Regions from separate parts of the Homo sapiens genome. Here regions 1 and 3 are each linked to region 2. Evidence: chromatin contacts called from ENCODE Hi-C or POLR2A ChIA-PET data. All regions are on one chromosome and are shown on one strand. Each heading gives the region's core, a stretch centred on a gene start or an enhancer-like site at or near the end of the contact. The rest is flanking DNA. Distances are from core to core; before and after follow the strand shown. Region 1 holds the start of CIMIP6 (ciliary microtubule inner protein 6). Region 2 holds the start of SPTBN1-AS1 (SPTBN1 antisense RNA 1). Region 3 has its middle 14 kb from the start of EML6.

Evidence for each region. Hi-C counts contacts between places; a loop is a spot of excess contacts on that map. ChIA-PET counts read pairs that join two places held with the same protein, here RNA polymerase II (POLR2A). Pooled maps may share reads with other maps.
Region 1: a loop to region 2 is called in a map of B cell, with 4 times the contacts of the local background. The contact joins the promoter of CIMIP6 here to the promoter of SPTBN1-AS1 in region 2. A Hi-C loop is called at or near these places in 2 of 168 maps with a recorded cell type or tissue (B cell and chondrocyte) and 9 of 50 pooled maps. POLR2A ChIA-PET finds 5 or more read pairs at or near these places in 1 of 52 experiments (AG04450).
Region 3: POLR2A ChIA-PET joins it to region 2 with 10 read pairs in WTC11. The contact joins the enhancer-like site here to the promoter of SPTBN1-AS1 in region 2. A Hi-C loop is called at or near these places in 1 of 168 maps with a recorded cell type or tissue (naive thymus-derived CD4-positive, alpha-beta T cell) and 8 of 50 pooled maps. POLR2A ChIA-PET finds 5 or more read pairs at or near these places in 5 of 52 experiments (AG04450, CD4-positive, alpha-beta T cell, GM12878 and 2 more).

What each region holds. Positions count from the first base shown.
Region 1 is chr2:54,329,518-54,332,217 of GRCh38, reverse strand. CIMIP6 (ciliary microtubule inner protein 6) reads right to left here and starts at 1,334. Exons shown (of 5, transcript NM_001100396.2): 1 at 1,217-1,334. The coding sequence starts at 1,242.
Region 2 is chr2:54,557,406-54,560,105 of GRCh38, reverse strand. It overlaps SPTBN1-AS1 (SPTBN1 antisense RNA 1), which reads left to right and starts at 1,401. Exons shown (of 4, transcript NR_185881.1): 1 at 1,401-2,438. All of the region lies in intron 2 of SPTBN1 (spectrin beta, non-erythrocytic 1), which reads right to left. RefSeq lists a silencer at 1,864-2,003.
Region 3 is chr2:54,708,057-54,710,756 of GRCh38, reverse strand. No RefSeq gene overlaps it. Among named protein-coding and RNA genes, the nearest start is that of EML6, 14 kb to the left of the region's middle. Within about 2 kb of position 1,361, at least 11 of the 41 ENCODE cell types and tissues checked have a DNase peak (open chromatin) inside an H3K27ac peak, as active enhancers do.

The DNA.
Region 1 (2,700 bases), core at 85-2,584, 230 kb after region 2:
TGCATTGTGAAGGTGGCAAATGAAAAAAGAGGGGAAGAGAGAGCTAAGTGCATATTTGTGGGAAAAGCATTCTAGCAGAGTGAACTGTAACTGCCAAAGCTTCCCAGCAGAAGTGTAACCATCCTTAGCGCACTGCTTCTAAAAGTATGGGCACTGGAGTAGCAGCATTGGCATCAATTGTGACCTTGTTAGAAATACAAATTTATGGGGCCCATTTCCTTTATGTACCTAGTTTTTTGTTTACTTGTTTTTAGAAAGCACTGCAAACTCAGAATCTCTGGGGCTGGTTCCCAGGAACGTGTTTTAACCAGCTGTTTCGCTGATTCTTATGCACGTTCAAGTGTGAGAACCATTGTTCCAGGGACAAAAATACAGGCTTTGGAAGAGGGTATCCCTGGCTCCACATCATTCCTAACTAGCTGTATGTACTACCTTGATTAATAGTCTCAATTTAAGGTACATCAGAATCACCTGGATGCCTTGGTTGAAGCCAGATTATTGAGCCCCAGCCATAGAGTTTCTGATTCTGTGTGTCTCGGGGGTGGGAAGTCCCCAAAATTTGCATTCCTAACAACCAGGTGCTGCTGATGCTGGTCTTTATCACTGCAGATGATAGCAGAAAGGCCTGTTTGCTGTAGCAGAGTCCTGTCAGAGGGAGGCAAGAAACGGTAAGGGGCGTGTTGTGTAGACTCCATAGGCCATTGGAGGTGCCTTGGCTTTTACTCTACGATGTCGGATGGAGAACGGCGATCTAACCTGGGCTGTAAACGGATAGCTCTGACTGCTGTGTCGAGGAGGCTGCAGAGGGGTAAGGGAAAAGCAAAGCCACCAACTGGAGGGCTGTTGCAGCATCCCGGCAAGAGAAGCTGGTACTTGGGACTGGGTGGGCACAGTACTGAAAGTGATGAGCAGTGGTAGATTCTGGATAATTTTAAAGGTAAAGACTACAGAATCTGCTAATAATTGTGAGAAGGAGTGGATGACTTCAAGAATTTTAGATCCGGTAATGCAAGTCAAGTCCCTGACACACAGTATGTGCTCAGTAAACGGTGCGTTTTAAAAATTATTGTTGTAAGCGCTCAGCCAACTGGAAATTAGAGAAGCAAGGGGGCTGTCTGAGCTTGGCCTGGACTGTCCATGCTGGATCCCGGCCTCCCCCTGAAGGAGGAAAATAGTTTTTGGAAAGGGAAATAAGACACCAAACCCCAGCACTTACTGATGCTTATCTTCCTTTTCCTCCATGGGCCTCTACGGCACCAGGCAGCGAGGAGCCTCCTGGGAAGAACAGGGACGCAGCCCTGCCAGGAAAAGGGTGCGCAAAGCGCGGCGACTGTGACTCGCGCGTTGCTAAGCGACGGGCGCTAGTCCTCGGAAAGGGGCGTGGGGGGAAACTCCTGGAGTGCGCAGGCGCAGTTAAGCCGGGTTGGTGCTGGACTGTTGCTCACTGTGCGCGACTGCGCGGCGAGGAGGGCGGGGGTGCCTGGCCGCGTCTCTAGGCGTGTGGGCTCGACGCCCTGCGTTTGAACTTGCCCTTCCCATTGTAGGGCCAGGAGGGGTGTTTATCAGGACTGATTTGGTCCTTGAGGATAGGGGAAGGGCTGTTTCCGGAGCTGCGGGGCAGCGCTGCTGCCGTCTCCGCCGTGCCCGCCCTCCGGAGCCCGGCAGGTCGTCGTCAAAGCGCTGCCACGGGTCGCCCAAGCTGGCTGCAAAAGTGCGGGCCGGCGGGAAGGATACTTGTTTTCCCTTGTATTGTTAACAATACTGTGCGAGTCGTGATTGGTTGCTCCTGAGCTGCCTAGCCTTTACTCCAGAAAGCTTGGTTGTCACTGTTTTCCACCATTTCTGACAAAACCTTCCCCGGCTGGGCTGCCAGGATTAAAATAGAGCAAGGGAACACTCATCTCCTGCAAATGAGGCTCCCTGCTGTGTGTCATCTGTTGCAGCCTGAGCGGGGTTCAGAATAGGGTAGCTTAGGCAGCGGGTTGGGGCTTGTATGTGTAGCACTTACCCAAAAAGAGCAAGCTCCTGGGAAAAGCCGTTGCTGACTTGCATCCACCTTCTGGCCCTGGAATTTCTTACTTCATTTCACCATTGCCTCCCAATTTCCACTACCAGAGCCAAAAGTCTTTGGCATCTGTCATAGTAACTCACGCATTTCCCTGGATAACGGAAAAAGAAAAGTCCAGAGTTGAATTCTGCCTTATATCAGGCTATGCATACGTATATGTTTGGAATCCAGAGTCAGTGTTCGTGTGTGTGTTTACATTCACCTTGGAGAGTGATGGGAGAGCAGAGGTTGGTCCTAGGACTCATTTTATGTATGTGACCTGAAATCCTATCAGGAAGAAGAATATATGTGTAGATTTGACACCTAGTGACCTAAATACCTGAGTGTGGACTTCGTTGTTAAAGACTGGAGTGTGTGTGAATGTGTCATTGTGTGTGTGTGTGTTTGGTGAGTAAGGAGTGGATGAGTAAATAAATATGGGGCAAGTGGGTTGAAAACCAGAAAGCAGGGGGAACTAATAGCAATTGAGCTTCCACTAGGGGACCAGGCATTTGTTAGGCATTGTATTAAACACCACCTGCTTATCTGGTCTTATCCTAACCATCACACTGTGATTAGGAGCTTAGGGTCTGGGAGCAGTCAGTGTTTGAAACCTGGCTTTACCACTTAACTAGCTAGTTCACTTGGGCAAA
Region 2 (2,700 bases), core at 152-2,651:
GAGAAATGAACCAAAGAGACACAGAACCGTTCCCCAGAGCGAAGGGAGCTTCCTCTGAGCTAACTGCCAGAGGAATGTGGCACAGCCCAGCAAATGTTTAAAATCACGTCCTGTTCTGCCTCGTTTTCCAGAGAAGTGTCATTACTGTCAACTATTTCACAAGACAAATAAACCAATGAATGAAAGACATCCTCCCCCCTCTTCCCAATGAAAAACATTCTAGGGCTGAGCGGCTTCCTTCCTTCCTCCTCCTCACAGGAACCACATTTGCAGCACTGAGGAGGTTAAAATAAGAAACACACAGTCCTCGAATACTACTTTTTTACAGTGCTAGAGCCATTCCCAGCCTACTACTGACTCCAGGGGCTTCCAAACGGAAGGAGTTCTGTTTTCAGTTAGGAACCTTTTTTCATGTATAAGCTCTGAGACACTGCTGGCCAGGGCCTGCTGGCTGGGCAGGGACAGCTGAGGGGTGCAGGGGCCGCAGGGAAAACAGCACACTGGTGCACACACAGGCTTCTGCTCTCCCTAAAAATATGTTCAGTAAAATATTGGACTCATTCAATTGTCTGAGCCTTAAAAAGACTCCAAGAAACCTGTAATTGATCCAACTAATCCAACCCATAGGGTTGAAATGACAATAACCGGCTTTCATTAGAAATTATATAGCCCACTAAATAGATGGGAAGGCTCTTCCCAACACATCAGAAAAATTAAAATTAAGCTTCTGAATAAAAAACTGTAATTTACCAAAGGCTTAGGAACAAAAAGACCCCTCCCTCCTCCCCTTTGCTATTGTTCTACAGGACTGGGTCTGAGCACGGCACTTTACACCTTTAAAGCTTCCCAGAGGTAAGAGGCTGGGGGCTGGGAGCCAGAGGCGACCCGGAATCAAATACCTGCATACTAATAAGTCTATGAGCACTGATCTACTAGGAGGTAAAGTTAGCTAAAAGTAAAGAAAATGTGTGTGCAGCAGTTATCTGACAACCTAGAAAGCCAAAAAGGTGCTGGAGAGACAGGGACTCCAAATGGTAGCTCTTCTGGAGTGGAGTATGAGCAACTGCCTTCCCTAAGTCGTGAATGGGGTGCCCGCAGCCAACCACAGGGTCTGGGGCCGAGCTGTGAAGCCGCCCGTCTTCATTAGGGTCACAAATAAAGCCTCCAAGAACCCCCGTTGGCACCCAGGACAGGCCCGGCCTTTGGGAGGGGGCTTACCTTGCAGCTGCTTGAATCTGCCTTCCAGCTGGTTGTAGTTGTAAGGCACCTGCCCCGTGTACGCCGGCGACAGCGGCCCGGAGATACTAGACGTCCTCTGCAATTCCATTATGCCCGGCGTAACGCCCCGGAGGACTGCGCCCTGGAAATCTCGCTCCAGCCCCCTCCCACTCCCATCCAACACGCAGCAGCCTCCGCAGCGCTCGGCTCCTTAGGCGAGCCCCATTCCGGTCTGCAAGTCCAGCAGGGTGATCTGATGGGAAGTTGGCTGCAAGAGAGTCCACCTTAGCTCCGCGAGGAGTTACCACACAGGCATCTAATTTCTTGCTTTCCCTTCTTCCGTGGCCCTTGCCTGGAAGCTCGAAATAAATTACTGAGGAGGAGGGAGAAGCAGAGAGGAGGCGCAGGTTCTACTTCAGAACTTTTAAATATGGCCAATCCTAAGCATGCCACGGTTGCCGAGCCCGGGAGCTCGCGGGCGCAGCGCGCACACCTCCTCCCAGCTGCCCGCGGCGGCCGCCGGTTTGTAATTTTATCAGGAGCCACTCGCCGTGTGCTGGGCGGTGATGTCACCTGATTAGCATAACAGCATTGTATTAGAAATGCAGGCTATACCACGAGGAGGGGCGCGGGGGAGCCTAGCCGGCCCGCGACCCCCTACCGGTCCCGCACGGTCCGCGGTCGCCCCAGCCGCCCGGCAGCCGCCGACCCCCGGCCGGGCCCTGGACTCGCCGCGGTAGTGCCTTCCCAAACAGAGCTGCTGGAATTACAATCTTTTGTTGAGCCTCATGTAACGGAAAAGTCTCCGATTACTATCACTTGAAAAGGCTAGCGCGCCCACGGGACGGCCTGGAGAGTGAAGAGCCCCAAGGGTCCCGGGCCCGCGCGGCTCATTCACTCTCTAGCGTCTGCTGAGGTAACGCGGCCCGCACCTGGGCGCGCGCGACTGCCCCAGTGCGCTGGCGCCAACCACGCGGCGGCGGCCCGGCGAGCCACCGGGAAGAAGTCAGACAAAGTCACTCTCAGGGCGCTGTGCAGCGCCACAGCCAGGGGAGGTGTAAGTTCGGGCTCAGTGAAGAATCTCGGCTGACTTACGCTGCCATCAGGGGATATGAAGGCGGTGGTTTCCTGGAATAACACGGGCCTATGATAGGAATTCGACGCAAGGAAGATTTATGGGAGCACCGATTTGCAAGGCATTGTGGGAAAAAGGTACACAGGTAAACACCGCCGAGATCCCTGACCTGGAGTTGTTTATGATCCGGAGGGGAGATGAGGGAACCGAAACTACCCTCAAATTCCTACTCTGATTTGTAAAACAAGGCCTCTAAACTTGTGGTTCTCCAAAATTTTAAATCTCTCCTTCCCAGCTTCTTCTCCCACCAATCTCAACCAAAAATGAAATCTTCCACATAGAAAAGAGAATGATCAAAATGTATTCTTGGGAAATTGACTCTAGATCTCCCCCCTCTCTCTCCACCC
Region 3 (2,700 bases), core at 112-2,611, 150 kb before region 2:
TGTGACCCTGGGCAAGTTATTTATCTCTTAACATCTCAGTTTACTTATCTTTAAAATAGGCATGGATAATAAAACACATTTCATAAATATGTTGTGAGAATTCGATGAACTGGAGAATGTATGTAAAGTGATTATAATACATACCACATAGCGTTATGGGATCCTTGGAGTGTCACTTGGCCATCCAGAAACCTCTGTGGCCAGTGGTACCTTTGCTGGGTTTTGCTCTGGCCCTCTGGGCTCATTCCGCCCACTCTGCCTGGAAGGTTACCCTTGGCTCGCACTACTGGCCTGGATCCCACACCTGCCAAGGGCAAGTCAGGCGTGGAGCAGCAAGAGGTGTGGGCGAGCTTGGGGTCCGGCCACTGTGCGCAGCCAGGCACTCCAGCTGCAGCAGGGTGGGCAGCTCCAGGTGCTGGCTCCAGAGCTGGCTCCCCGCAAGGCTGCTGCTAGACCAGGCGTACCATAAGCAACTTCCACAGCTGACATCAGGGAACATGGTGATACCCAGAAGCTTGGAGACGCCAGAAACTGCAGAGCCCTAAAGAGGGTGTCACAGACCTGGCTCGGGGAGCTCCTAGGTCTGGGATCCCTGACGGGCTGCAGCTCTTCTTTTCTTCTCTCTTCTCTCCTTCTTGTTGCCCGCAACGTGGCAAGCAAAAGGCGTGTTTCAGCCCTGTTTGTGTTACAGCTCTTTTAGCCCCACCATTTGACGGGTCCCGATTTCTTGTCCTGGGTGTCCAGGAAGAATGAGGTACACGGACAAGTGGAGGATGAACAAGACAAAGAGGAGCTTTACTGAACAACAGAACAGCTCAGAGGAGACCCGCAGTAGGTAGCTCCTCTAGGTAGCCAGGGTTTTCCCAATGAGTGTTCAGCTCTCAGCAGAGAAGGGTAGGTCTTCTCTTTAGGTAGGTCGTCCCATCGTCTCTTCAGGTCTGGCTGAGTCCGTGGCTTTTTATGGGCCTCAGAGGGGAGGAAGTGTGTGCCAGTCAGTCCATTAGCAGCCATGGACGGCCCGAAAAAAGCACCACAAGTTCCCACTCTGATCACGGGACCAGCAGCCCGGCCGCCAGACTTCAGACCTTCCCCGGATGGAAGGTGGGGCTTCACCAGGGACCTGCCTGTTTCCCAGGAGCCTGTCTGATCCTGCCGCCTTTATGGTGCCCAGGCGGTTCCGGCCCAGGGGCACCAGCAGGCCAGTGCAAAGCTGCCCTCAGCCCCTGCCGCGGCCTCCCTCACGGGCTTATCGGTGCCCAAAGCCCAGAGGAGGCTGAGGCGGCAGGGGACTGGTGTGTCAGCGCTGCCCTGAGTGTGCGCACACCCAGCTGGGCTGCAACAGCACCTGGGCTTGGCCCCAACCTTGCTCCGAGATCAGAGTGAGCAGCAGGAGCTGGGAGAAGCCAGGCAGCAGGAGCAGACACCTCCAAGGCTGCGGGGGTAAAGGGGGGCCTTCCTGGCCCCCAAGAGTGCGGAGATGCCTGGATCCGCAGCCGCGGCTAGGCGGCTGTAGCTGCACCTGGGAGGGCAGGGCTCCTGCCTGCTCCCGGCCCCCAAGAGCACAGGGAGGCCTGGGTCCACAGCCACGACTTGGGCGGCTACAGCTGTCCCTGGGAAGGCGGGGCTCCTGCCGACTCCATGGAACACAGCATTGCCACGGGCCCAGCTCCTCCTCCAGGCTCCTCTCTGCCTGTCCCTCCATGCCCCACCGTACTGCTCCCCTGCCAGTGGGTGAATCGGCCTGGCCCCACCATGGGGGCTCCCAGGACGGCAGGCTCCGAGGGGTCTCCCAGGGGTGGGCTCCAGGGTCTGCTAGCCTCCTCTCCGCATTTTGCCTGCAGCAGCGGTAGGCAAGGTGCAGGCGGCGCAGCAGCCCCTGCAAACTCTGCACAAACAAACCCGACGCTCTCAGGCGGCCCCATGAGTCCTGGTTGTGCCTTCAGCTGGGGGCTCGGGGGCTGCCAAGACGTGGCGGGAGCAAGGTTGAGGCCCCAGTGGAGGTCCCAAACCTGGGAGTGGGTCCTGCCCCGCTGTGTGAAGGTGAGGGTGGTGCAGTTGGCTGCCTCAGGAACGCGGGGCACAGGGGACGTGGGGCACACCCACCACCGCCACTGCTGCTCCTGCAGCGGCTCCTGCCACCACCGCCTGCGCCTCCCCACTGCAGCCAGCGTGGTGGCAGCGGCTGCTCCGGAAGGCCCACCACTGTCATCAATAGCACTCCAAATATTTATTATTAATTATAGTTGCACAACATCAATATTTAAAATATCCTCTCAAAGAAGACTCCCAAAAAATGTAAAAGGAGGATTTAATTATGCATGAGTCTGTGTGATTGCCTGAGTTACTGTTACTGTGTTTTTAGTTTGCCTGGCCATGAAAGTTTTCTGATAAAATTCTAGAATGTATTAGAACTAATTCTGCATTAAACTAAGATTTCTTCACAACCTTAAAAGCATCAACATTGTTTAAATGCAAAGACTTTAATGAGCTAAATAATATGTTACAAGTTCATTAAATTGCTACCATTATGCAGCATAGATGAATAAATTTCCAAAATTGCACGCAGAAGGGACAGTATTATGTCATCAATGAATGGTAATATAAAGGCCTCAATATCACATAGTTGGGTTCTAGAGTGAGGAAAACTAGAGAAACGATTATCCAAATAGCTTGACACCCAAAATTCTGTATTTCTGAAAA